Regions from separate parts of the Homo sapiens genome. Here region 2 is linked to region 1. The links are chromatin loops, found by intact Hi-C in ENCODE. Cell type or tissue: transverse colon. All regions are shown on one strand. Each heading gives the region's core, and the rest is flanking DNA. Links, peaks and the distances in the headings are about the cores only. Region 1 overlaps KCMF1 (potassium channel modulatory factor 1). Region 2 has its middle 16 kb from the start of TCF7L1.

Region 1 (2,921 bases), core at 267-2,766:
CCCTTGGAAGTCACATTCATAAATTTATAGACCACATTTGCATATTATCAGTAATCATAATTTGTCTTACATTCAACATGTCTGTTGAATGTTTGCACAGTTGCATTTAATCAGATCTCTGCTGTCTTATTTGGGAATTGGCTCTCAAGTATAGCTTGCTTTGGAGAAGTGTGCCATAGGCTTGTATCTGTCTTTACCATTCAAGACTGGACTTACACGTAAATGTGCACTAAATAGCACATTTTAAAGTTTTTTTTAATGGAAACTATTTTGCTAGACCATACAAATGAATCAGGCAGGCTGTTAGAAGGCCCTGCCAGAGATCAAGTTTGGTGTGTCTGAAACTGTTGTGTTTGACCCTGAGGGACCTTGTGTGAACAGTTCTTGCTTAGGTTTCTACTGCTTTTCACTGATTTAGGATCTGCTGTGTTTTCTGTTGGTTAAAACTTGATAATAGTAAAACTTACAGCAGAATACTCGTCCAGAAAGATGTCTTATTGACGTTCATTTATTAAGCTGCTTTCTTTACTTCCATTTCAGATTTGTCCAATATGTGCAGCGTTACCTGGAGGCGATCCTAATCATGTCACGGATGACTTTGCAGCTCATCTTACACTTGAACACAGAGCCCCTAGAGATTTAATATCCTTTTAAGAGATGACAAGGAAAAGAGTTGTTTGTAATGTTTGTCATTTTGATTTTTTGTTTTGGAGACAAGATCTCGCTGTGTCGACCTGGCTGGTCTCAAACTCCTGAGCTCAAGTGATCCTCCTGCTTCAGCCTCTTGAGTAGCTGGGACTATAGGCACACATGTGCCACTGCATCCAGCTTGTCATTTTGATTTTTTTTAAGGATCATATCCCCCAAAAGAGGAAAAGTAATGTCCAAATTATTTTTACTTATTTGAACTTTTCCTAAAAGTGACTCAGTGCTGAGATGCAATTTATTTCTCTTTTTATATACTATCACCATTGTATGAACCATTTTCATTAAGTGAAAGTTGACTTGTCCTTCATCTTTAGTTCATTACAATTAGATTTTTTTTAAGGCAGTTTGACCAAATTGTGTCTTCCAGGATGGCGTTTTCATACAAAAGAGGAAAATGTTAATCCAAATTAAAATTTAATTAGTTAAATATGAAGAGGCATTATTTGCTTTCCCTCTCTGTTCCTCTGCTGCCTTACCCTGTTGTGGGTGTGGTGTGGTGAGATGGTGGGGACAGGTGTGCATCTTGGTGTTCCTTTCCTTTTTGGGGTCCCCTTCTCCAGAGAGAGCCATTTCCTGCCGAGTTCCTGAGTAGGATAGCATAAGGTCAGCTCTAGCTTTAAATTTCCTTTCCTGCTTTTCTTTTCTTTTCTTTTTTTTTTAAAAGTCGGAGTCTTGCTCTGTCAGCCAGGCTGGAGTACAATGGTGCTATCTTCAGCTTATTGCAACCTCCACCTCCTGGATTCAAGTAATTCTCCTGCCTCAGCCTCCCAAGTAGCTAAGATTACAGGTGCCCGCCACCACACCCAGCTAATTTTTGTATTTTTAGTAGAGATGGGGTTTCACCATATTGGCCAGGCTGGTCTCTTGGCCATGCTGGTCTTGAACTCCTGACTGCCTGCCTCAGCCTCCCAAAGTGCTGGGATTACAGGCATGAACCACTGCGCCTGGCCAATTTTTGTATTTTTTTAGTAGAGATGGGGTTTCACCATGTTGGCCAGGCTGGTCTCGAACTCCTGACCTCAGGTGATCTGCCCACCTCAGCTTCCCAAAGTGCTGGGATTCAGGCGTGAGCCACCACGCCCAGCCTCTTGCTTTTATTTCTGCATTCCCTTCCTTGTCTCTCAACAGTTTCTGGCAGTGTTCCCTGAGATTACTGGCCTACCAGAGCGATTAATTTTGTGGACTCAATGCTTCTGATTTCAGGTTATGAATTGTTCGTCTAAAACTGTCACCAGCTGGGTACAGTGGCTCATGCCTATACTCCCAGCACTTTGAAAGGCCAAGGTGGGAGGATCACTTGAGCCTAGAAGTTTGAAACCAACCTGGACAACATAGGAAGACCCCATCTCTACCAAAATAATGAGCTCAGCTGGTGGCACACACCTGTGGTCCCAGCTACTCAAGAGGCTGAGGTAGGAGGATCACTTGAGCCCATGAGCTCAAGGCTGCAGTAAGCTATGATTGCACCACTGCACTCCAGCCTGGCAACAAAGTGAGACCCTGTCTCAAGATACATATATATATGTATATATAATCATAATATAAAATTATCAAATATATAAATATGATCATATCACTTTCTCTAGAACCCAAACCATCCTCATGAATATGATGGAACAGGGCATGTACCGTGACACCTGAAGGCCTCTTGGAGCTACCCATCCGGTCCTTAAATAACTCCAGAACCATCAGCTGAAAAACTGAGAAGCCAGCCAAAAAATTAATCTGCATTATAAAGCTGGTCTGTTTGGTACTTTAAAGGAAAAATCTCTTCTATATGATCTGGCCTCCCCCACCTCTCATTTGCCTTTGTGGAAACGTAAGGTTGTCTTCATGAGTTTTGACAGCTATTTGCAACTCAGGACCTTTTTCAGTTTGACTTACACTCAGCTGTGTAAGACGGTTGAGGCTGCTGGGAATTTTTCTTCGTGATAAATGTCATGTTAATCTATCTGTGTGTCTTATACAAGAAATGCAAATCTGTTTTCTGCTTAGCAGCGGCATTGGAAAGAAGCTTGAAGACAGAGTAAAACTAATAATCCAAAAGGAACCTTTGATGTGCTGAATATACATTCAGTATTGTTCCTTTTTCATTATAGGTGGTATTTGAGATTTCATGAGCTATATAGAGAAACTTTTTTACCTCACACACCCAATACACACACACACACTCACATGTTGCCTTACATTTGAGTGTCTTTTTAGGGTTAATA
Region 2 (2,921 bases), core at 107-2,606, 73 kb after region 1:
ATGATTAGAACCCAGATGCAAACTCAAATCCTCACAGCTTTCAGTTGGCCATGTTCTTCATGCTGGCAACAATAGGAAAGACAGGTCGATGCACAATCCATTTTTAAAATCCAAAGAATGCTTAATAAACATTTATTGAGGTGATTCAGTGCAATTTTTGGTAGATGGGAAAATCCTTCAACTCATGGAATAAGTAGGCTATGCACTCTTGTTCAAATCTTAACCTACCCATAAAATGATTTAATTCCATATCTGCAAAAAGACACAAGGATGTAACTAAAAAAATTCATTCTGACCACAGCAGATTTGTCATGAACAGGCATGCAGTAATATGAAAACACTTAAAATATACACGTTATATTAAACTGGTGTTGCATGCCAGGAACATTTTGAGCCACCTGGAAGGAATATTTATTTCTTTAGAAATGATTACCCTCCAAAAAAAAACTGCAATTAGGAAAAAATTTCTCCAGGTAATTAATGCTCTGCGAAAGAAATCTAGAACAAAAAAGTAAATAGCTTTGGACTTTGCAGTCAAGATAAGAACAAAACAAATCCTCACCCCCTCTCCACCCCCTCAGCTTCCATTCCTGGTGTATCAGAACAACCACCAGTGATTGCCGCAAGAAATTATCCCAGATTAGAACAAAAACCATTTGTTATGACTTATACTTTATTTGCCAGTTTGCAGATGATGCTAAAATATGTTGGTCAAATCGACAAAAAGAAATGCAGACTTCTACATATATTCTATTTACTAGAAAATAGCACTAGCTTTAAAATTAGCAGCACAAAATTGGACTTGGGAGCAGTTTACAAATTGGCATTCCACTATGTTCATGCTCTATCAAATCTTTGTGTGACTTTTATGTATTGCTAGAGTAGCATGAAGAAAATAATGAAAGATGTTTGAAAAAAGGGGAAAAATCACCCACTTCATCCACGACATGAACACATTTTCATTTTCCTTAAAGACCTTGTCCATATGTGTAATGTAATGATCTGGTACCTATAGTTTTCCATTGTGCTATTTATTGCTTAGCATTGTCTGTGTTGCTACATAGTTATCTGCAACCTCTATTAAATGTAAAGGAGGTGACAGAATCTTAGAGGTTATGTGTGTACACACACACATATTTATTAATTTCTAATTTGATTACAGTTTACAAACTCAGAACAGGAATATTATTGCATTGACTTACTTCTCAAATATCATGGCAGCAAAAGTTCAGCTGTTGAAGAACTTGATGTCACTGAGCATTTAACTAACCTTTCAAAAAACATGATTGCAGCAAGACTTTGAGGTGAAAAGTCCAGATTTTATAAACCATTCCATTTTTATGCTTTTGTCTTTTGAGCATTTTTGTCATCGCTTTACCTTGATTTCCTAATAAAAGATATTTTAAGGAAATTCCCATCTGGTCTCAACTGAAGAAAGAAGTACAGGAAGTTGCCCTCTTCCAGGCTATGAAAGTCAGGGAGATCCATAGGCCCAAGGGGTCAGGTGTAAAGGGTAGCTGGGCCAGCAAGGGTGGAGACAGTGAGATCTCCCTGGGTCTGCAGTTGCACAGATGGGAGCAGAGAAGGTAAGAATGAGGGGCAGCTGGTGCTATCCCAGGGCATTGCATGGCTCTCTCTGTTTTACCTCCCTGAGAGACTGCAAATTCCCCAGGGCACAAACCATATCCTGGGCAAACTTACCACTAGGTCAGTAGCTGCTGAATTCATGAACTTACGTCTTGGAGAAAGTTTTGAGGCATTATAGAAGAGTGGAAATCAGCTGGGAGCTGTGGCTCACGCCTGTAATCCCAGCACTTTGGGAGGCCAAGGCGGGCAGACCACAAGGTCAGGAGTTCGAGACCAGCCTGACCAACATGGTGAAACCCTGTCTCTACGAAAAATACAAAAATTAGCTGGGTGTGGTGGCACTACCTGTAATCCCAGCACTTTGGGAGGCCAAGGCGGGCAGACCACAAGGTCAGGAGTTCGAGACCAGCCTGACCAACATGGTGAAACCCTGTCTCTACGAAAAATACAAAAATTAGCCGGGTGTGGTGGCACCACCTGTAATCCCAGCTACTCAGGAGGCTGAGGCAGGAGAATCGCTTGAACCCAGGAGGCGAAGGTTGCAGTGAGCCGAGATCACGCCACTGCACTCCAGCCCAGGTGACAGAGCGAGACTCCATCTCAAAAAAAAAAAAAAAGAAGAGTGGAAATAATAATAATGGCCACGAAGTTGTTAGTTTATTTATGCAACAAGTATTTATTGTGCATCTACTATTTGTCAGGCATTAATTACGTTGACTACCTTTTCATATGCTTCTTGGTTATCTGGATATACTTTTTGATGAAGTATCCAGTGAAGTATCTTGTCTATTTTCTTCTTGGGTTGTCTGGTTTTTTCCTTATGGGCTTGTGTAAGTTATTCATATATTCCGAATGAGTCTCTGGTCAGATATGTGTAAAGCAAATATTTTCATCTTGTCTGTGGCTTGCCATTTTACTCTAATAATGATGTTATTTAAGAAATCAAAATTCTTTATTTTGGGAGGCTGAGGCGGGCGGATCACGAGGTCAGGAGATCAAGACCATCCTAGCCAACACAGTGAAACCCCGTCTCTACTAAAAAAAAAAAATGCAAAAAATTAGCCGGACATGGTGGCACACGCCTGTAATCCCAGCTACTCAGGAGGCCGAGGCAGGAGAATCACTTGAACCCGGGAGGCAGAGGTTGCAGTGAGCTGAGATCGCACCACTGCACTCCAGCCTGGGTGATAGAGCAAGATTCCGTCTCAAACAAAAAAAAAAAGAAAGAAAGAAAGAAAGAAAAAAGAAATCAAAACTCTTACTTTTTTTTTTTTTTTTTTGAGGCAGGGTCTCAATCACAGCTCACTGCACCCTCAACCTCCTGGGCTCAAGCG

Evidence for each region. Peaks named below come from ENCODE experiments on the same cell type or tissue, not always from the same donor. Only the 100,000 strongest peaks of a DNase experiment are listed, where the experiment ranks them.
Region 2: a loop joins it to region 1, with 14 times the contacts of the local background. A loop is called at or near these places in 1 of 110 quality-filtered maps.

Annotation. Positions count from the first base shown.
Region 1 is chr2:85,043,024-85,045,944 of GRCh38, forward strand. It overlaps KCMF1 (potassium channel modulatory factor 1), which reads left to right. Exons shown (of 7, transcript NM_020122.5): 4 at 541-642. Among named protein-coding and RNA genes, the nearest start is that of LINC01964, 23 kb to the right of the region's middle. In transverse colon, for the core only: no CTCF peak of the experiment used is centred there; a DNase peak (open chromatin) is centred at 1,818.
Region 2 is chr2:85,115,851-85,118,771 of GRCh38, forward strand. No RefSeq gene overlaps it. Among named protein-coding and RNA genes, the nearest start is that of TCF7L1, 16 kb to the right of the region's middle. In transverse colon, for the core only: no CTCF peak of the experiment used is centred there; no DNase peak of the experiment used is centred there.